Regions from separate parts of the Mus musculus genome. Here region 1 is linked to region 2. The links are chromatin loops, found by intact Hi-C in ENCODE. Cell type or tissue: heart. All regions are shown on one strand. Each heading gives the region's core, and the rest is flanking DNA. Links, peaks and the distances in the headings are about the cores only.

What was found. Peaks named below come from ENCODE experiments on the same cell type or tissue, not always from the same donor. Only the 100,000 strongest peaks of a DNase experiment are listed, where the experiment ranks them.
Region 1: it touches region 2 in a loop (10-fold over the local background); 4 of 42 quality-filtered maps call a loop at or near these places.

What each region holds. Positions count from the first base shown.
Region 1 is chr11:113,643,469-113,654,465 of GRCm38, reverse strand. Cog1 (component of oligomeric golgi complex 1) reads right to left here and starts at 4,937. Exons shown (of 14, transcript NM_013581.3): 1 at 4,591-4,937; 2 at 2,380-2,621; 3 at 2,060-2,241; 4 at 1,754-1,924; 5 at 406-562. The coding sequence starts at 4,905. It also overlaps a transcript of Slc39a11 not described here. In heart, for the core only: a CTCF peak has its summit at 2,410 (motif pointing left); DNase peaks (open chromatin) are centred at 4,755, 5,285 and 6,175; H3K4me3 peaks cover 2,332 bases; H3K27ac peaks cover 2,425 bases.
Region 2 is chr11:113,743,515-113,755,257 of GRCm38, reverse strand. It overlaps Cdc42ep4 (CDC42 effector protein (Rho GTPase binding) 4), which reads left to right and starts at 3,443. Exons shown (of 2, transcript NM_001163346.1): 1 at 3,443-3,570. In heart, for the core only: a CTCF peak has its summit at 4,437; DNase peaks (open chromatin) are centred at 3,487, 4,337, 4,477, 8,057 and 6 weaker places; H3K4me3 peaks cover 4,697 bases; H3K27ac peaks cover 5,801 bases.

The DNA.
Region 1 (10,997 bases), core at 1-8,000, 100 kb after region 2:
TGTGTGCGCGAGCGCACGCGCGCGCGCCCACACCCATGTACTCCAAGTGGACATACACGAATGGAGGTGCCCTCAGAGGTCAGATGTTAACAGCTCCCCTGGAGTCGGTGTTAGGTAGGTGGATGTGAGCTGCCTGATACGGACTCTGGGAACTGAGCCCAAGTCTTCTGGGAGAACAGCAAGTGCTCTTTAACTGCTAAACCTTCTGTCTAGCCCACGGTAAAAACAGCTTCCCGATTCTCCCACTGTAGGCACTAAGGGTCCACAGGTAGCAGTGTGCCCTGAGTGGGTGGCGGGCATGTGGCACATTACCCCATGACTGGGAACCAGCTTATGCCTCCTGGGTGTGGTCACTTCGAAGGCTGCGTGCAGGTCAAGCCTCAGGGGTGCGTTCTGCCTGCTTACATGTCGATCCATTTCTGCAGCGTGTCTTTCAGGTACTCCTGGCTGATGGGATGTGCGAGAGTTCGGAGTGTGGGCTGGAACTCGATAATGGAGGTGGGCAGGTGTCTGAACCAGCTGCATAGCTTCATCTCCCCTTGGAGGGCACCGATGCCCTTTCCTAGAGAAAAGGCCAAGTGAGAAGAATCCGGGCTGGGCTTTGAACAGCATTCTGAGAATTACAAATCCATGAGGGAATTTCCAAAAACCTAGATATGTCACCCACCCCCATCCACCCTTGGGAAGGTGGGTCAAATCGGAAAAAGGTTAGCTAAAGGAAGTACAGGGCACGCCAGTCCCTGTGCACAGCAGCCTCCCCACACTCTGCCATTCTGCTGGTTAAGAACAGGACAGGCCAGGAGGAAAGAATGGAGGGCAAACAGGAAGGGAGGGAGGGAAGGAGAGAGGGAGGGAAGAAGGAGTACTGTGCAATCTTTGTGTGTGTGCGTGTTGCGGGGTGTGTTTGAGGTGGGGTCCTGCCATGTCACTTAGGCTGGTCTCTAAGCCTGAGCCCCAGTGGTCCTCTTGCTTCAGACTTCTGAGTAGCTAGGTCCATGCCACTGTGCCCACCAGTCATCGACATTTTAATAACAGAGCTTAAGTTGCCAAAGAAAAGTGTAGGCTATCCATTTCCCTCTCCTCTTAGCATCCTAGGTCACTTGAAGACCTAAGGGAACAAGCACTGACCACCTATCCTGCCTGCCGAGTCTCTTGGTCACCCTGCAGGCCTGGGCAGGGCTTCCTGAGCAGTGCCTTTCACTGTACTCTGGAAGAGGCCACTCAGAGTTTGTGTGTCTGTTTTCTATGCCAGGGCAGGCCAGTCAGCATTCACCTTTCACAAAAGCTATAAATCAGTACATCCCAGCCTGGGGTTGGGAGGGTGGTGGTGGGCTGTGTGCGTGTCTCAAAACAAAGGAAAGAGATGAGCCCCTGGTAGTAAGGGCCCTGTACTCCCTCCTTCTACCTTGAGCTGTTTCCTTTGCTGACTCTGCTGACGGTTCCACCTGACCCTGCAGCCCTACCATTATAGGAGTCTGAGTCTTTGCTCACTGATACATCCTTGGCTTAGGGAGAGCCTTCCAGTGTTCCTAAGCAACTGGTACTGTGCATTTCCAGCAATGACTACTGCTGACATCAAATAGAAACCCCGCATGCACCTCTGAAGGTTCAGCCCCCTTTCCAGCTAAGCTGTGCTATGCACAGAGCAGGGGCCTGAATCTTTCCGGTTCACTGGTTTATTGCCAGAGCATGGTGCAGGAGCTAGGAAATGGCAGATCGGGTGAATGAATGAGGGTAAAGGTTATAAGCTCACCAGTGGGATGCTGCCTTGTGACTGTCTCCAGGGTAGAAAAGAGCAAGCCACAGGGCAGGGATGGGTCGGGCAGCACGCCTTCTGGTAGGGTGTAGAAAAGGGCATGTGCCTGGTTCAGAGTGGTAGCCAGCAGCTCCACCAAAGAGCAAATCTGGGCCTTGATGCCAGCACCTGTAAGAAGAACGCACCCTCTTGTAACCAGTTCCCTTTAGCAAGGATGAGCACGGAACGCTGCCTCAGGCTCCCCTGGTACACACTGCTCCATTCCCTGTAGAGGAATCCCATTTTAGAGAGAAACACACCCACCGTGATGAGACTGGTTCAGGAGCGTCTGAATAGTCGCCTTTCTGGCCAGCAGGAAGTCTGTGAGGGCTTGGCGCGGAGAGCTCTCCTCCAAGAGCATTATGGAGCAGAGGGCTTCGGCCACAGCCTGGTCCGACACAGCCTGGCATTTGAGCAGCATCTTGCTTTCGTGCAAAATAGTTGACCTAGAAAGACTCACAAAGATCAACATGGAGTAGCTAACATCTGGGGTGAAGTGGCTCAGTGTATAAGGAGAAAAACGGACAGACCCCTGTGACACTTGTAGGGGCTCAGTGAGCTAGGGTGGGGGCTACCAAACTCACCGGAAGTGGCTGGCTGCTGCCACCTGGCGGATGAGGATTGGAAATCTCGAGAGGATGGGGCTGTATCTGGAGTTAGAGGAGTCCAGCTGCAGCAGGCTATGCAGGTGGCAGCAGAGCAGGTAGAGCTGTGTGGCCTGGAGGTGCTGCGAGGCTTCCATGGCGCTCCAGATCTTCTCCGGGATCTCCAGCAGCAGCTTAATCTGGGCGGCCATGCTGTAGAACTTCTCGGACGGCGGCTGTGGCTGAAGGGCAGTAGACCGTCAGAAGAGCAAATAAAAAGCACAGCTCCGTTTACACAGGCCTGGGGGAGAAGCTGGGGAATGCTTTAAGATCTCAAGCTTTTCCGTGTGTGGTATCGCACACCTTTGATCCCAGCACCCAAGGGGCAGTGGTGGGCGGATCTCTTGTGAGTTAGACACCAGCCTGGTCAACATAGTGAGTTCCAGGCTAGCCAGGACAGCACAGAGAAACCCTGTCTTTAAAACGAAAACAAAATCTGACGTTTTCATAAAGCCACACTCAGTACCACTCAGCTTGCAGGGCACTTATGTCCGACCAAATGGCATCTCACCATCTGGTTATTGGTAGGAGGGCGGGGCATCTCGCCATCTGGTTATTGGTAGGAGGGCGGGGCATCTCACCATCTGGTTATTGGTAGGAGGGCGGGGCATCTCGCCATCTGGTTATTGGTAGGAGGGCGGGGCATCTCGCCATCTGGTTATCGGTGGGTGGAAGGGAGACTTCCTACAAGCTTCCTCCTTCCTCTCCTTTCTCTTTAAGGTCACCAAACATTTCTCGTTGACTGTTCTTTACCACCCCTGCACCAGATCTTCATCTGGCTGAGACTTCAGGCCTCTCATCTGCCCTCTCACCTCGAGTCCGTCTTCAGTAGTGGTGTGTGGGGTGCCGGTAAAGGAGGGGAACTAACTCTGGCTCTTTTGTGTTCCTCCCCATCTGCTATGGGAGGCAAGCAGGCCTGCAACGGACGTCAGATGCTAACAGTTTGATCTCGGACTTCCCAGGCCTATTCCTGAGGGAAAATGAATGTCTACTCTTTATGAACTATCCAGTGTTAAATCTTTTGTTACAGCAGCATAGCTGGCCAGAGACGTCAATGTTCCAAATCTCAGTTGTCCTTACTGGGGAGGAGCCACACCTAACTCACTCCTTCCTTCCGAACTATTACATTAAATGGACATGTGGCGATTAATCACCTTTATGCTAAACTATTTTCTACTGCCATTCTAAATTATTCATATTTTAAAAATTCAATTTCCCAAGAATTTCTTTCTTTAATTAGAATGTAAACTTCAAGAACATCTTGGGAGGCTCCTGTTTATGATTTGAACGGAGAGGGCATTCCCCCAGAAATGCACCAGCCATAACCATGAAAATCAATCCATTTCTAAGACTGGGCTTACATAGTTGAAGCTAGCCAGCTAAGTCTGTCCATTTGGGAAGGGGGCTGTACTTAATGTGTAGCTTAGGGAGTGACAGGCTGACAAAGTTCCAACCTTCTTTGCCCACGTTCATTATACTGCCCTAGTTTTTTTGGCTTGGATTTTCTGACACCTAAGTAGCGCAAGAAAGCTGGCTCCACATGTGGGCTAGTGTGCTTTTGTAATTTCTTCTTCTGTTACAGTAAGTTCTCCTAGGTTAAAAACTATTTACCCTCGGCGCCCTCTGCTCATTCCTAAGCCAACACCCAATGTCAGAATTCGATCCGCATCGGGTCTTAAACGTTTCATGGGAGGACATCAGGATACCCTGAGTTTTTTAAACCAGCCTGAAATGAAACTGCTCACCTATTAAAAGGGGGAGGGTCTGACGGCTGAGGCTACCCTCCCCCAATTCTCCAGGCTCGGTCGGGCTCAGGGTGGGATGGGGAATGAATGAATGACTTTGACAGGAAGGTGTGAGCTAACGGGAGAGATCTGACAGTCGAGAGACCCCTGGCGTTTTCAGTTAAAAGGGAAGGAGAGCGCAGCGAACCCACGGGAGGCGAGGGAATCGTCCGGAAGTCCGGGAAGGCTCCCGGAGCAAAAGGCCGGCTGGCTTTTCGGCAGCGGACCAGCGTCCCGAGGAAGGCCCGCAGACGCCTCCCGGTAGCCCGCGGCGGCGAGGGGCGGGCTCCTCCGGCGGAAGGTGAGGGGTGGGGTCCGCCGGGCGGCGGGGGCGGAGGGACGTGGCGGGTTCGGATCCCGGACTGACCTGCGGGGCCCGTGGGACCCGGGGCGCCACGGAGCCGGCCTGGCGGAGGCGGGCGCAGTATTGATCGGTGGCCTGCACGGCGTCCACCAGGCCCTCGGCGCAGCGGCGCATCTGGCCGATGGTGTCCGCCGCCTCGATCAGGTCGCGGTACCGCTCGCCCACCATCTGCCGCAGCTCCTCCTTCTTGTGTTCGATCTCGGCTCGGACCTGGCGCTCCAGCCCGCGGATCTCCTCCGCTCCATGAGTCTCGAAGAGCGCGTTGGGATCGCGCAGATCCAGCCGCTTGAGCGCGGAGGAGGCGGTCGCGGCCGCCATGGTGCTAAGCCAGGGATCCGCCGGCCGCTTCCGCCTGCCAGCCCCGCCCCGCCCTCCCGCCATCATGGATGGGGGCGGAAGTGCTTCCGCCAGGTCGGGAGCCTCGGTGGTCCCAGGGACTGAGCCTCGGTGGCAGTGCTGCTCTCCAGAGCTTATTTTTTACTGTTACAATCTCCCTTCTCTCTCCTTCACTCTTCCTTCCTTCCCTCTTCCTCCCCATTCTCACCCTATGTAGGTGGAGTACGTGCGACAGAAACAGATGCGCGCGGAGGTCATAAGTTGCAGGAGGCTCACTCCTGCCATGAGGATCTCAGTATAGAATTTTAGATGGAATTTTATCGGCTTTGGCGGCAATCGCCTTTGCCTGCTGTGCCATCTCGCCTACCCTGAGCGCTCGTTTCCTTAGAGAAGCGAAATAGTTAAGGTTGTACTTGGTGGTCAAAGTCTTAGTGGCCCGGAGCCCCTTGCGTCGCACCCAAACCCTTTCCTGGGGAGGGAAGAGCTTCACCGTGGGGTTCATTATGGTAAAGATGCACGTATGGTCGTGTTGCTGTCGGTCTTACATGCATGCACGCTTTTGCCTTCGATAGACCATCACAGCAACCAGGACTGGGCCTTGGGACTCTTCCCTTAGGACTTGGCAGCTGGAGATCTGAGTGACGGCTGTGGTCCACCTTGTTACCTGGGTCTTCTATTTTATTTAAATATTGTTTAGTGGCCACAAAATGGGTTTCCCTGTTACAGGCCTCCTGTGGTGGAGAACGATGGGGAGTCCATGATGCCAGAGGATTGGACATCCTGAGATTGACCCAGTAAGAAAACCTGGACGTTCTGGCTTGCTGTTCATAAGTCCGTTCAGGGCCCTTCGTTTTGGAAAAGTTTGCTGAAGAATTCTTTCCTATGTTAACACAGAGAAAACAGTATTGTGTGTTCAGCAGCCCTGTACCACAGACAGCCTCTGGGTTTTCTCTCCCGTTCACCACTGCCACTACTTCGAGGCAAATGTCACAGCAATAGATTGATATCTAAATAAGGGGGTTTACTTACGACATTCCAGCAAGAAGAGTCCCTGCTCTATGCACAACTGAAGCCCAGGGAATTTTACTTACCTCGGGGAAGGGGGTTAACTCAGAACTCAAGCCACTTGGCTTGAGATACCGCCTACGCGTCAGAGTTCCCCCAGCACAGCGCGCCCCCTGGTGGCGCAGCGGTGACGTGCAGTCCTTTCTATAGTCCCGCGCTACCGGCTGCTTTGGTGCTGTTTTGCTTCTGAGCCTGCAGAATCTGTCTTCCGTGTTTGGAAGCGCTTCTCTGTCAGGCAGAAACTTTCCCCAGGACTTCTTGCACCTACTGTGCCAGCCTGGGGCCTGGGACTGGTCCACAAGACCTTCTTGGGCCTTTGAAGGCAGCGATGCCCTGGTGCAGGGATTTCAGCCTTGTAGAGGCTAGGTCTCACCCACAACACCTAGTGTGCAGGACTGGCAGGGACAGTGGCTGCAGCTGTAGTTTCAGGTGCCAGCGCTGGTGATGGGTATCTGCAGGTTGGATCACCCTGTGGTATACCTTGGATTAGGAATGTTCGCCCTCTCTTTGCTCCTGTCTCTTCAGCTTAGTTGCACATCCTGCCCAGCAGCTCACTGTGTTATCAATACATCCATTTTCTCTGAAAATCAGAACCGTGGTCTGTAGCTTGCCCTGGGAGCCTAACACTTATTCCTCAAGCTTCCAGTTCCCCAAGAGTTAGTAAGCTAACACCTTTCCTACACTGAGGGGAACACGATAGGCTATGATCAGTTCCATGTGGGACTAGGGGCTTCTTGTATGATGGCTTTGGCAAAGGCCACTCTGCCCAATGTGTTTTGAGACCGGCATTTGCTTTTCCGTCTTTTGTGCTGTTTCCTTGGCTGAGTTCATCAGACCTGCCTGAAGATGCTACGGTTGCCTCTCTGCCTGCAGAAGAACTGCTGCTCGGGGCTGTTTCCAGATGTCTTCTCAGCCTGGGCACTGGGAAAGCTCCCCAGGCCTTTGGGAGATGTGTCCTTGGCTCTGCTCTCTAAGGCTCCAGGTTTTACTTCTGCACCCAGAGAGCAGCCCCCTCCTTTCCTGATGCTGTCTGCCTATCAGCCAGAACTATCCAAACCAGCAACTGGGCCAAGAGCTCAGCCCAAGCAGCTAGAGGAGTCACTGTGCCAGGATGTTGGGGACAGACATTGCTTAAGCTCAGGGGTGCTGCTGTCATTTAGTGTAGTTTATGACCAGGTGTAAGTATGTGTCGAGTGAAGCTTTGATTTAATTTAATTTATTATTACTTTATTTATGAGTGTGCGTTTGTGTGTCTGGGCATGTTTGTGCGGTGCCTACAGAGACCAAAAAAGAGTTCAGATCCCCTGGAGCTGAAGTCACGGGAGACTGAGCAAGAAACCAAATTCCAGTCCTCTGTAAGAGCAGCCAGCACTCTTAACCGCTGGGCCATCTCTCCAGCCCCTTCAGTCTGAGTTCTAGTATCAGTCCTTCATCCTTCTAGCTTCAACCTTTAAGTTGTAGCTCTTGAAATCAAAGAGGCATTCCTCCATAACCCTAGCTGTCATTTAGAGCATCACTGGCCCTTTGCATCTTTCCTCTCTGCTTCTCACAAGGATCCCACGCAGAGGCGGCGTTACAGACAGCTAAGGTTCCATCGAACTGAGTAACCTAGGTGAGGTCACCAAGCCTGTCGATGGTGAGGCCTGTTGTCAGGGTGTCAGCTGCCAGCTGGACCTAGAGTCACCTGAGAAGAGTGATGCTCAAATGATGAATGGCCTTGCTCAGATTGGCTTGTGGGTGTGTCCATGAGGCACTTTGTAAGATTGCTAATTGATGTACAAAGGCCTAGCCCACTGAGTCTTGCTGCTCCTGGGCATGTGGACTCGGGTGCTATAAGAGAGGTAAGCAAGCCAGTAAGCAATGTTCTTCCATGGTCTCTGCTCCAGGTTCCGGCCTTCTGTTCCTGTCCTGACTGCCCTCTGTGACGGACTGTGATCCAGAAGTGAAAGGTTGTCACCACGGGCTTTCCCACTCATGCCCACATTCCCGAAATAATGACTCTGACATTTGCTACTTATGAATAAATGCCTAGGCCACAATTCTTCTAATAGATTGTCACTAATTAATCCCTTTATTCTTTTCTATGAGTGCCACATGGCTAGTTACCTTTCCTCAGTTTCATGTGTCTGTCTTCTCAGAGTTGGGGGCAAATCTCTTCCCAAACCTGACTCTATCCCAGAGTTCCTCTCTCCCTACCAGAACTCCCACCTCCTATTTCCTGCCATGGCTAATAGGCCATGGGCTTTTTATTGATAGGTAATGCTTCCCACAGACAACAAGAGATTCTCTCTCGGTACGATGAAATAATTTCCCAAGTTGTTTGTGGCCAGGATGTTTGATCTGAGCAACAGAAGAACAAACAGGGACACTCGTCTTCAGAGACTTGTGGGTTAGCTCAGCTCTAGAAGTCCTTATCTTTTACTGGAGTCTCCTGATTAGCTTTAAAGAAAGATTGCAGAACGTTAAGATGACCCAGCGGACCAGCGTTCACATGGTCCCCACAGTTTTTCCTTCATTCCACCTGAGCTGAGATCACTGCAGTTGCACTGACAGACTGGGGAGGCACGGCATAGCCATACCCGCTGGGCAAGTATCAGGACACTAGAGGGGGGCTGTCTCTTCAAGCTGGGGATATACTGTGTTTTTCTTTAGGCATGTCCGTGTGTACCCTTGCCTCACTGGGGACACTGAAGGGAAAGACTTCTCTTCAGCTTGTTTTGTTCCTCTCCTCAGGCTGGCCTGCAGCTCAGCACGTTGCCAGAGCTGGTCCATTACAATACTCCTGCTTTAGCCTCGGGAGTGCTAGGGTTGCAGGTGTGAGAGGGCATGCTTGTGTTTCTGTTTTTGTAGTTTGGGTGTGTGGAGGAGGGGACAGGGTTTCCTTGTATAGTTCTAGGTTGACCTTGAGCATAAGACTCTCTTGTCTCAGCCTCTTGAATGCTTGGGGGTCATAGGTGAGTGCCACCTTGCTTGGCTCTTCCTTACTTAAAAAAAATCAAATTATTTTTATTTTATGCATGTGGGTGTTTCATCCGCGTGTATGTCTGTGCACTATATGCATGCAGTGCTCACGGAGGCCAGAAGAGGGTGTCAGAACCTCTGAGAGTTGCATACAGAGAGTTGGGAGCCACCATAGGATGCTAAGAACAGAATCCAGGTGTCCTGAAAGAGCAGTCAGTGCTTATAATGGCTGAGCCAACTCTCTGGCTCCTTGTCCTTACTTTTTAATACAAATATGGGAAACTAGCCAGAATAATCCTTAAAAGAGAAGAATCTTGCTCTACTTTGGACATTGAGTGTCCCCCTCAAGTCCCCCCAGAGAAGAGGTTTTGTCCCTAGGGTACTTCTGGGATGTAGGGTCTAATGTGAGCTCTTAGGTCACTGAGAGCATTCCCTTGAAGAGAACAGTGAGATCTTTGCCCCCTCCTTGCTTGATCTTTACCTTCGGGCCATAAGGTACATGCCCTTTTCTGCTACATGCTCCCACTGTGACGTGTTCCCACTGTGATGTGCTCCCACTGTGATGTGCTACCTCACTTCAGGCCCAAAGCAATAGGTTCAACCAATCACTCAAACTGGATGAAAAGTAGCCCTTTTCTCTTTATAAGTTGTTTGCCTCTGGTATTTTGTTACAGTCACAGGTTTTTGACAGATTTTAATAGATACTATGTCTCCTCCTTGGGGCAGTCTGTGACCAGGGGCCTGGGAAATGGTCCCATGTCTTTGGCTCTCATTCAAAGCTGATACTTTGGAAATATGCCATGCATTTAGGTTATATAGTGCCAAGGTGTCTACATAAAGGATGCACAGGAAAAGGCATGTAGGAATCTGTGTGCTAGAGAGTGATCTCATCCAGACCCTGCACCATCCCATACCAAACTCCTCCTAGATATGAGATGGCTGTGTTCCCGCATGCATACATAGACCTGAAAGGGCTGTCAGCTTTGTGCCTCCCATTCCTTCTGTTGGAGGGAATGGTAGTCACATTCTTGTGCATGCTCAGACAGAAGATAGGAAGAGAGAGAGATACTCACTTGAAATGGAAAGCAGAAATTTAGCTCTGGCTAAAGGAGGAAGCAAGAAAGAAGGAGAAAAGGGGGTGGAGGGAGGTGGTGTTGAGGAAGCAGAGGAGAGAGAGTGTCAGTGGAAGCCATGTTGGGTGCACAGAAGGCTGGATTCTATGCACATGCCCAGTGGAATTCAGATGTTTGGTGTTTACTCTTGGTCGGAGATGCCAGTGAGATTAATGCTCGCTATCTTGACTTCTTATCTTTATGGCAGCATTTATCAGCCTGTGTCTGCTGGAGGTGGCATTTGTGGTAGAAGGGCCTGGCAACTGACTTGGCTGTTTGCAGATACTTGAGAGATTACCTTCCACTAACAGCTAGGCAAGCATCTCTGGTGAAGGAACCCGCATGTCTGGGCTCCCTGGGTCTGCGGTCCTCCATTTGTGTTGGCTGCGCATGCTCCTGCCGTGTGGGCTGGCGGTGTGCTGGATGCTGCGGGGAACATTTATTTGGGTCTGACTTTGGCTTGTCCTCTTGCACCTTTCCACCCCAGCGTGTCTTTCTGTGAATGGCCTCAGAGTCCTACCTCTAAATCTAGCAAGTTGTCGTGGTTTTTTTGGAGATAGGATCTTGTGGAGTCCAGGCTGGCCACAAACTTACTACCTAGCCAAGGATGACCTTGAACTTTGGATCCTCCTGCCTCTACTTCTAGTGCAATGGGATTATAGGCACGCACAACAGACCCGTTTCACGTGGTGCTAGGGATCGAGCTAAAGGCTTAGCAGCTCCCATGGTCTCTGTGGCATAGCCACAGTCAAAGCCACAGCCACGTAAAACTAGCAATAGGCAGTAGATGCTTGCCTGGGAGTGGCCATGTTCCAGTCAGTAGGGCCTATGAACCAAACCAAGCAGAGAGCCAGTGTTCACTCTCCAGCCCTGGCTCATGGACCCGTTCTTTCTCATCTCTGCTTTTACCACAGTGAATCAACTCACCAGCGTCTC
Region 2 (11,743 bases), core at 1,231-9,230:
CACTGTATGGTAAACACCAGAGAAGACCGAGTGTGATTTCCAGCTTCTCTGTAAGGAATGGGATTAGCCAATCCATTTAAAGCTGCAGCAGCGGAAGGTGAACTAATGTCTCGTTGTTAACACCAAGAGGTATGCCTGGGGCTCGGGGGCGGGCTTCGGAGGGACAGGCCCACACAGCTGCAGGTATCACGCATGCTCAAACTCCAAAGACAGGCTGAGACATATGCCCAGGCCTAAAGGATTATAGGTCAGGTCACACCTTAAAGGTTCAGTTAAGACCTTAAATCCCTCCCCAAACTCTGGGACTTTGCGCTTGCAGACGTTTCCAGCTAGGCATTCAAGTCTTCAAAGTTAGTCTAGTTGATTTACACATGCCTAGCCACAGATGGCACCTGCCTAAAACAAAAAACAAAACAAAACAAAACACTGTTGGGGTGAAATTTAACTTCAGTGGAGTTTTAGGAGAAAGATCGCCTGCCTCAGACCAGGGTTTTAAACAGCAGGGAGAAATTAGCTGTTTCTTTTGGTCTTCTTCTCACTGGTGAGTTCTAAAAGAGATGGTCTAGGTCCCCCACAGAGAGGAACCAGTTTCCACCGGGCAATCTGAGGGCAGGGACCCAGGGGATTTTTGTCTTCTAAGCCTAGAACCCCTTCGAATGTTTGTGGAAGGAGTTTAAATTTGAATAAAAAGAGAAGAAATTTCAGAGAGACCAAAAACAAGGCAGGCAAACCTAGGATCAAGGGAAAGCAGACAAGAGCGACCTGAGAGGATGGAGCCTGTGGGGTGCCTCTTCCCTTAACCCGGATGGATCGCTGGCTCTTGAGGTAGGCTGGCATTCCCAAATGATTTATGGAACATGAAATGAGAGGAGAAGACTCTTGAGAAAATCAGAAAAAAGCTTATGAATCAAATTAAAGCTTAAAACGAACAAATGAAAAACTCCTGGCTCTCTAGGAGCACAGGGAGGCGGGTGCCCAGGAGGGAAACCACTGGGGTATGGCACCATCCGGGAAGGCCACTGAGAGCCTGCATCTGGGGGAGTTCATGGGGGAAGGTTAACGTTTGCACTAGTAGGGGAAGCGGGGGGGGGGGGGGAGGGGTGCTGTTGTGTTGTAGAAATCCCAGTTTCTAAATCCGAGTCACTTGGCACCAATGCTGTGTTTTATAAAAAAGAACAAGAAGCCAGGGTTATGTTTGGTGGAGGCGCGGTATGGTGTGGGGAAGGGGGTGCCTCTGCGGGCCCATGCTGAGGCACCCCTTCCCCCTGAGGGACCAGCCACACGATGGTATAGTATGGAATAAAGTTTATTTAGGGCATAGGGAGGGGAGTTGAAGGGGTAGCAGAGACAGAGAAAGGCAGAGAGAGGAGAGAAGAGAGAAGAGAGGAGAGAGAGAGAGAGAGAGAGAGAGAGAGAGAGAGAGAGAGAGAGAGTGTAAAGGAGTAGAGGCCGGCCATAAACATGGGGGGGGGGAGAAAGAGAGGGAAGAGAGGGAGTAAGAAGAGCGAGAGAGGACTCCTTTTTTTGTTTGTGTTTTTTTTTTTTTTTAAAGATTTATTTATTTACTATATGTAAGTACACTGTAGTTGTCTTCAGATACACCAGAAGAGCGCACCAGATCTCATTACGGGTGGTTGTGAGCCACCATGTGGTTGCTGGGATTTGAACTTCAGACCTTCGGAAGAGCAGTCGGGTGCCCTTACCCACTGAGCCATCTCACCAGCCCCCTGTTTGTGTTTTTTGAAGACAGGGTTTCTCTGTGTAGCCCTGGCTGTCCTGGAACTCACTCTGTAGACCAGGCTGGCCTCGAACTCAGAAATCCGCCTGCCTCTGCCTCCAGTGTGCTGGCATTAAAGGCGTGCACCACATTGCCTGGCAAGAGATCCTTTTATAGTGAGTCTGGCACACCTGGCTGTTGCCAGGTAACTATGGGGTGGAGCCTAGAAGGAATGTCAACAGGTGCTGTACCCATTTGAGAGATGGGAAGGCTTGTGGGCCAGTGAGGGGCAGAGTTGAAAGCCAGAGGCAACACAACTCTCTCCTACTGGTTTGCCCTAGTGCCCTGTTACAGCTACCTCTGACCCACAGACCTGACTCCGACACTGTTGTCTATTCTAAACCACATTTCTCTTTCATCTTGACAACCTCCAGGTGAGGGACCCATACAAGGACAGTCAGAGTAGGGGGAGGAGGTATAAATTCCCCATGGTAACCCAATCACGGTCAGAACCCCAGGGATATCCCCATCCCAAGTTACTTTGGACCCCGTGTTTTAGTTTCACTAATTTTGACATCTCTTTTGGTTGGTGGTGGTGCTGGGCTTGAATTGAACCAGCCTCGTGCTCCGCAGCCGGAACTGGACCCCTAGACCAGACACTGAACTTTTTTTTTTTTTTTTTTTTTTTTTTTTGGTTTTTTGAGACAGGGTTGTTTCTCTGTATAGCCCTGGCACTCACTTTGTAGACCAGGCTGGCCTCGAACTCAGAAATCTGCCTGCCTCTGCCTCCTGAGTGCTGGGATTAAAGGCGTGCACCACCACTGCCCAGCGACACTGACCTTTTAGGTTTGATTTTCACACAATATGGACAGTTTGAAGTTTTCATGGATAGACGGGGAGATGGGGGAGAGGTCGGGGATGGGGTGGGATCCTGAGAGACAGGGTTTCCAGAGGACAGTGAAGGAGCTGAGGGACCGTGAGGCAACTCTGGGGAAAAAGGAGGCTGAGGCCTACACCACCCCACCCCCACTTCCTTTAAGTAGTTAGGGAACTTTCACTTTGGGTTGGCTCCGTTTCCTCTTTATTGACTATTTCGCCCCTGGCTTTTATTGCTTTTAATGATCATTCATAGGTGGGGCTTCCTCTACCCAAGCACGCGGGATTTAATTCCGGGAGGTTCCCTGGGAGGGTACTTAAGAGCCCATGATCACCAGACAGAGCTATCAAAGCCAGGTCACCTTGCTGAAAAGTTCCTCCACTGCTCAGACCGGGTCTGGACTCGGGCGGACCTGCTTCTCCCGCCCTCCAGATGGAGAGGGAATCCACGGAGCCCAAGCTCCTGCTCGTGGTCCAGAAGTGGGTAACGTCCTGGAGGGAGTTGTTTTCTTACCATTGTTCAAAACTGGAAGAGCCAAGAGAGAGCTTCCCCTTGGTTCCTGGGGAGGGGATGTGCTCCTGTTTCTGCGGACCGCACGTCGGTTCCGCGGCAGAGCACTGGGGGCTGTGGGGCGCGACTCCTCAAAGCAAGACCTGCTCTGTCTACCCTACTAGGAGCTTGTGGGGGGCGTCTCAGGCTTTTAGATTTGAACCTGGGAGGCCAAGCAGCCGAGTTGAGTTCCGTGGCAGTCATTGGCTGCTGCGACGGAGTGACATCAGCGCGGAGGGAAATGGGAGGGAGGGCTGGGAGGAGCCTGGGAGGGGAGTGTCCTAGCTTCTAGCACACTCGGAGCCCCGGGAGCCAGAGGAAACAAACGCCGGCGCTGCCATGGGTCGCCAGCCTTGCCGAGGCGCCAAGCACACCGAGGGGAGCGTACAGCCGCACCTGGTCCGCGCTCGGGGAGCTGGGGACCGAGGTAGGCGACGAGCATCCGTTTGTGGCCCAGTGGCCGCGTGAGGCCTGGGTAGGCTCGAGACCCCTGGTGACGTGGAGAAGGTAGAAAGACCCGGGGATGGGGAAGATGAGGACCTAGGAGCAGGGCGCGCGCGCACACAAACACACCCCTCTGTGCCCAGCGTGGGTAGGCATGCCTGGGACCAGACCCAGAGTCACATACCGTGTCCCAGAAAATCATTTGCGGAGGAGGGGGTAACAACAGGGCTCAGCGTCGCCAGTACGCCCCGATCTGGCCACGGGGACTGTTCGGGGTGGGGTGAGTGGGCAGGTTTTAAAGGTCCACCCCCTCGCGCAGGAATGGGGTGTGTGTTGCCGTGGGCAGGCACACAACAATCGGCGGCGGTCGCCCCGAGGGGGGCGTGTGCGCACAGACTTCTCCATGAATAACCGCTGAGTTCGTCGGTAGTGGTAGAGGGGTGTACGCGTGCTCTCCCGTGTACACACACTGCTTTAGGCGCCACCCGGTGTCGCCCGGCCGGGGAGAAAGGAGGGCAAGAGCCGGCTGGAAGGCAATAGCCTAAAGAGCAAATACTCCCCGCCCGTCGGAGCCCTTCCTTCTCCCGCCCCGCCCGCCTCCCTTGGAAGACTTGGAGGCCAAGGCCGCAAGAGGCGCAGGGTGGGGCTGGGCCGAGCTGGCGGTCCCTTAGAAACCTGGGACGAGGCTTTACGCGGGGGGACCTGCGCGCGCGCCCGGTACGTCCGAAGCATGGGGCTCGAGGCTTTTTCAGGGGCGAGTAGGTAGCGGTTGGTTAATGATTTAACCGCTGGCTTGGGACGTTGAAGGCTGCGATCCTGATCTCTGGCTCCTCCCCATTCCTGGAGCGCCCCCAGCCGGAGGAACAAATCTGCCCTCCTGTGTCTGTGGCGTCGTCTGCTGGAGCTGCCTTTCCCCTTTGGGGGACCCCTGGTTGCTGTGGGTGAGTGTCCTAGACTGGCGGGGTGGATGGCGGTTGAGCTTCCTGGGAACAGACCGTAGGACTTGCGTGTGTGCCTGCGGGGGGAGGGGCGCTCCCTCTCTGTTAACTCAAACCAGGTTCCTTGTGTTTGCCCAATGAAATACTGCGGCCTGGGCTTCGGAAGTTTTCTTTTTCTCCCGGGGAGAATGAAAAGGAAATACAATGCTTTCTCTTTTCTTCTTGGCTGGGAACTTCTCCCTCCCCCCCCTTCACCCACCCTCCAACAGTCTCACCTCTTGCAATCTGACCGGCTCCCACGTCTCTCCCTGGGCCGACAGCTCCCATTCTTTGCCCAGGTAGTTGAGCCGTTGAATGAGGAAAGCTTCCTTGTGGGTGTCTTTACTTTGAAACCTCTTGTCCATTCTCGCTGGAGCGGTTGGGATACTTTTCATCCTTACCCCCAGCAACCATCTGGACCCGAGATCTGGGGAGCATAAACAATGAGAGGCCCCTGGCAGGGGGCCTCTGCCTTGCAACTTCTTTGCCCTGTCTGGGTTTCCAGTAACGCCTGCAGCAGCCTCTCCCGCCCCTTTCTGAGGCCTGGCTGGAGGAGGGGGGGACCACCAGTGGGATGGAGTGAATTTTAAAGAACAAAGAACAGGGCCCACAGCATGGGGAACCTTAGCTACAGGTTTCTCCCAGAACTGGGGAGGTGGGGTTGGAGGGACGTGCTGGAGCAGAGCCAGGCCTCTGGGCAGCCCAAGGGCAGTTGGCAATAGTGGGGCATCACTAGAGACCGGGAAGCTACTATGCATGTCAGGGAGCTGATACAGGGCTGAGTGTGGGAGGGACCATGTGCTACCAGCCCTGATCAGCTGCCTGTATGTGACTACTGATTAATGTGGTTTATCTCCTCTGTGAACAGGGACTTTGCCCCTTAACTATTTCCCACTGAGTGGAACCTTGGGAGATACGGGCGGGAGGAGAGCTTCTCAGCTCCTGGTGATCGATCTTAGCGCGGACTTTAAGGAGCTGGATGCTAAAGCGAGCCTGCTCCCAAAGCAGTATTGATGTGGGGGTGTCTCGGCCCCTCTGGTAACTTCTCGGGGTTTGCAGGACCCTTTGCTCATGCTGTCTGTATGCTCGTGCTGTTCCTCTGAGCACTTCTTCCATTTTGGGGGGGGGGCTCCTGTCTCCCTCTCTTTTGAACCCTCCTTTCCCCCCTCAGTTTGTGGCTCGCATATGCCTGCTTTCGAGTTCTTGTTCTGATCCTGTGTGTGCGCCCAGCCTTCTTTTGAAACTGACCATCCGAGCTTCCCAGCAGGAAGTCGCAAGCAAAGGGAGAGTTTCCCTGTGTAAAGCTGTGGTCCCAGGGGTGGTCTCCTGCTGACCTGTAAAGGGATCCTAGACCCTCCCTTCAGAGCTTTCTCCAGGAAGGCCTGGGTCGCTCGTGGTTCAGCAACACCCTCCCCCACCCCTCCCCCACCCCTCCGCAACTGCAACTGCTTTCCCATGGCCTGGACAGGCCGTGCCCATCTGTGGCAGGCATGGTGTTTGATGTTGGTGTCTCCTTCTCTTCCTCTTTTCCTTTATCCCTGCCTCCTGCTTCCCTTGAAGTTTGGATGGAATTGGCAGGGGAGGGGCGTCTGCAAGTCAGCATCCCGGATGGCCTCGGAGGAGCGGAGGAGCGGCTCCAGCTGTTCTGGTTGGGACATCCATGCCACCGTCTCAGCCCCACAGACACTTAGGCGCTTGCCCCTGCCGGGGGAGGGAGGACTCTGCCCCTCAGAAGAACAGAGGCGCTGGGTTGATGCCAGCGATAAGGCTGGGGAGTGGAGGGGGTTGAGCAATCTCACCCTGGCAGTTGATCATGGACCTGAGCTATGGTTAGGTCCTCTTCTGACCGAAGGACCGGAAGCTTCCTCAGCCTTGGGAGAAGGGACCAAGTCCCAGAGCCAGGGCACACTTCAAGTGGTGGTTTAGCAGAAGGCCCTTGACAGCAGACTCCAGCTAATTCTCCTGAAGTGCCTCTGGGATGATGCTCAGCTATCCTTGAGTGTAGGGCCTGGGACAGTCACCGAGGGAGGGGCAGCAGAGTGGCTAAAAGTAGCCCTGCCTGACTTGCCTGGTGGAGAAAGTTCAGCCATTAGCAGCCCACATTCCTACTCCTGATACCAGTGAAGCCCCAGCTTACAGTGGGCCTCCTGGAGCCTCGGGCTCCCTTCCAGCTGAGGAACACTTTCTAGCCCTTCCCTGCACCCCAGGCACTGCGCTGCTAGGGGGTGGGGCATTGCTGGCCCATGGAGCCTCCTTTAGAGACTGGTGGTCTTGACCTCACCTTTTCAAGCTGAGGTAGGCTCTCCCATTTTGGTCTGTGGTAGAAACAGTTTGAAGGTGTCATGTGTGCACACCCCTGCCTTTAATCCCAGGGCCAGGGCAAGAGAGCCTTGCACGTCTTGCATGTTTCCTCATAGCTGCTTGGGTCACCATCCCCTGCCTTGGTTTTCAGGGTAGTGGATGATACCTGCGGAAGCCACCGCAGCAGGCGGCTCTCTCCAGGAGTCTGGCACATCTGTCTCCTTTGAGGTCCTGTGCATTGTTGCTGGTAGAACCCAGGGTCTTGTCAGTCTTGTCTCTTCCGTACCCTGGTCCTGGGGAAGAATGAGAGTGTTTCTCATGGTCCTTACTGACCTGAAATCAGAAGGAGCAGAAGTTCGGTTTGAGAAGAGCTGGCCCTCTCCATCCCATATCACTAAAGGTCAAAGGTGAAAGAGAAGGAAGCCCTAGGCAGGGCTGCCTCATGACCCCCTGCTGGGTGGCAGTGCTAAGCTAGGACAGACTCTGTACCTTGGCTTCAGGGGACAGCTTCATGCGACACCCTAGAGCCTATGGGGTTAGGTTTGTACAGGTATGTTCAGGACTGCCCGTGGATCCTGTTTGAAATTAGCGTCACTGCGCATGCTCAGTAGATGTGGGGTCCCGGCAGAGTGCACATTTCAGGGTTGCCTTTTTATCTGTTGAGTTGTGTCACCCCTTGTAGAATGTGTCTGTGTGTCTGTGTGTGTGTGAGCGTGAGCTTACATCTTCACCTTAATGTAGAAGGCTTTGAAAGCTATGGGGAAACTGAGGCAGAGATAGCTAGCAAGCTCAGTGTGGTGAGCCCGATTATGATCTGGCTCTTAACCCCCTCTATTCCAAGTCCCCAGCAAAGCCAGGTTGGAAGATCTGCCATCTCACTTAGGGGTTTTCTCTGGAGCCCCCAGAGTACACTTGTGTTTGCCTCTCAGCTCAGGAGTGGTTCCTGGGAGAAGCAAAGTGAAACTGAACTAAGCAGGGCCTCGCGGATGGATCTGGTTGCAGGCGCAGCAGCTTCCTTCTGATGTGAGGCCAGGAGCAGAAGCCCCGCTTGTCCGCTTGTTCCGCTAGTTCCGCTAGACACCGTCTCCTATAGCCTGTGTATCGCCTGTGGTGGCTGGTGTCGGGCGGCTGACTCCTGGAAGCCCACGTTTCCAGGAAAGGTCCTATAAACAAGTGAAGCTGCCGGATGTCCTTGGGTCATTAGTTGTTCTTCGTCTTGGCTCCTTGGTCAATTGTCGTTTCCGGTCTCTCCCAGGCCCTGGCCCCTTTCTCTTCCCTTGTGGGCAGGCCATGGTAAGGGAAACCATTCCCTTCACCCTCCTGCTGGCTTCCTTCCCCTGGTTCGAGCCAGAGGGTTCTGGACTGAGGGTAGAGATGGATGCTGGGTGAGATTGAGGTAATTTCCAGCTCAAGGGCTCCCATCCCCCCACCCCACCGTCTATTTCCTAGAATTAATAATTTTCTCTAGGATGATAGAAAATGGAGTGCCCAGACTGGAGATTTTAAAATATATATATATATATATATATATATATATATATATCAGTGCTAGCCTGCATGTATGAATGTTCACCATGTGTGTGAACGCCTTCAGCAGGAGCCAGGCAGGCCCCATGGAACTGGAGTTAGAGACAGTTGTGAGCCTCCGTGTGCATGCTGGGAACAGAACTCTGATCCTCTCCACAAGAGCAACAAATACTCTTTAACTGCGCTCTCTAGCTCCAGCGATATTTTAAAATAATTCTTTTTATTTGTTTGTTTTTATTTGTTTTGTTTTTGTTTTTCAAGACAGGGTTTCTCTGTATAGCCTTGGCTGTCCTGGAACTCACTTTGTAGACCAGGCTGGCCTCGAACTCAGAAATTCGCCTGTCTCTGCCTCCCAAGTGCTGGGATTAAAGGCATGCGCCACCACGCCGGGTAAAATAATTCTTTTACACACACACACACACACACACACGCACGCACGCACGTGTGCACACTGGTCACAGTAAGGTCAGAAGACACCCTTGTGTGCTCCATTCTCTCCTTTCACCATGTGGTTCGGCATGCTGAGCTCAGGCCTTCAAGCTTGGTGACAAGTGCCTTTACAGATGTGAGCCATCTCATGGGTCTTGGGGAAATCTTTAAGACGAACACAGTCTGTGAAGCAGTGGGCTTCCTGTGGGTGTTTGGTCCTTGTAGCCCTCCCTCATCACCCCTTCGAGGCTTGATGAGACCCCTCCCACCTCCGATGTGCTTGTAGAGTGGAAACCCTGAGAGTTCAGCATCACATTTCTCTGGATTCTTCTCTCAGCTCTGTCCTTAGGAGCTGTGTGACCTTGGTGACTCATGGGCTCTCTAAACCCTGCCCTGCTTTCTCATCTTCAAGATGGAGATGACAGTGTTGATCTGTGGTATTTGATATTGTTGGGAAAAGGACCCAAGATAAAAGCTGTCAGACACGCAGCACGAGAACCTTCAGTACTAAACGCCATTTAGCCAGAACATATAGCATCTAGGACCTGGAGTGTCTGCTCTGCTCCATACTTCTGACCTGTGGCCTGGGGAGAGGACCACCTGGTGCAGGGTCTGGCCCTCTGCCTGAGGCTAGGGAGCATCTCAAATCCTAGATGCCAATTGATCAGGACTAACTTTGGTAGACGTCTCTCCAGACCACTCCTGATTCCAAAGTCGACTGCATTCCCTCTTTACCAACTAAGGGGTTGATTGCTGAGACACACTGTGTTTCCCCACTTGTTAGCTTGGTTCAGGCATTGGAATCGTATAGTTTTATACACTGTTAAGGATTGCAAATTTGAGTGGGGGCGTGGTAGCACGCACACCAATCAATAATGCCAATCCTCTCAGGCTGGTGGAGGGAGGAATCTCTGTATATTGGAGATAATGGAGACTGTCTGTGAGTCCACTAGAGAATGTGACAGTTGATGACAGTAGCCATAGAGCAGTGCTGTTAATAGCATAATGCTGGGAGCTGAGGGCAGCTGTGTGCTAGGACACAGGCTTATTAGCATGTATACAGCCCAGGCTTCCATGTCCAAGTCTGATTACCGCTTGCCCCAATAAAGGATAGAAGGCTGGTCATACGCATAACTTTAACTTTTCTATAGGTTTTTTTATTTTTTGTTTTTGGAGACAGGGTTTCTTGTATAGTCCTGAAACTTACTCTGTAGACCAGGCTGGCCTCCAGCTCACAGTGCTGAGTGAGTGCTCAAATTAAAGGTGTGCATCACCGTTGCCCAGTTTAATGTTAACTTTTCTTTTTTTTTTAACAAACAGATTTATTTATTTATTTATTTTATGTAAGTACACTGTAGCTGTCTTCAGACACTCCAGAAGAGGGAGTCAGATCACATTATGGATGGTTGTGAGCCACCATGTGGTTGCTGGGATTTGAACTCCGGACCTTCAGAAGAGCAGTCGGGTGCTCTTACCCACTGAGCCATCTCACCAGCCCCCTAATGTTAACTTTTCTAATAGTCATATTTTTTTTAAAAAGGTAAATTTTCATATTAACGCTGCACGTCCAAAATATTGCCATTCCCACATAGTTGTTGAAGTTTTTCAGTGGAGGGTCTGGGAAATGGCTCAGCAGTTAGGAATACTTGCTACTTTTTCAGAGGACCTTGGGTTGATTGCTAGCACCTATGCAGGGCAGTTTACAAATGCCTGTAACTTTAACTTCAGGGGAATCTAACTCCCTCTTCTGTGTCTCTGTTGGCATGTGTGCACGAGTGGGTGCACACAAATGCACACACAAACATAGACACATACACAAGACACATACATACACACACAAACACATGCAGACACAGATACACACACTCTCAGAAACGACACACACATAGACACATACACAAGACACACACACACATACATACATGCACACAGACACACACACTCTCACACACAGACACACACATAGGCACGTATACAATCCACACACACATATACAGACAGACATACACACTGATCACAGACACTCACAGACACAGACACACAAACACACACACAAATAAAAGAGAAGTGGACAAAATGGAGAGACATATGCCCCCTTTAATCCTAGCACTTGGCAGGCAGAGGCAGGTTAACCTCTGGTGAGTTCAAGGCCAGCCTGGTCTACATAGTGTGTTTCAGGACAGCACAGCTACCTAGTAAGGCCCCATCTCAAATAAGTTCATAAGTAAATGTACAGAAATTACCTATGGTGTACTTTATATTGTCCTTTAAGATACAAAAGCTTCAACATCTATCATGTGTCTCACACTAAATAGTACACTACAGTCTGGATACCAAACTTTATAAATATTTGATCAGTGTTTGGATTGCAAAAAATTTTACAGTCATACACTGATTCACACAGGTTTTCCCAACACTCTGAAGTTTTCCTGTAAAGGAACCAAACATCCTATTTAAAATTTAAAATACTTGAATTAGGAAAAAGAAAATGTTTCCCAATTCTCACTAGCCACAACGTGAGGACTTAGTGGCCCCTCCTGGCTGGTGGCAGCCCTATGGGTAACTAGGTTTAGGATGTCACTGTGGGTGCCAGGCAGAAACCAATGTTCTTCATGTCTGCTGTAGTGTCCCGTTCAGTAAGGACAGTTGTTGCAGATAGGACAGGATTGTCTCTCCCCTTCTCTCTAGGCTTCTGAGGTAGACTCTTGTTTTGCAGCCCAAGCTGGACTGGCACTTGGAATCCTTCTGCCTCAGCTTTCCAAGGGCCAGGATGAGCAGTGTATAGTGTGCCCAGCCTTCCTCATTCTGAGACACACATGGAAGAGTCCGTAGATGAGAGCAGCCAGGATGAATTCAGGGGGAAGACAGGCACTTGGGCTCTCACCACTGGATGCTCCAAAGCTGCTCTGCCTGGTGAGACTC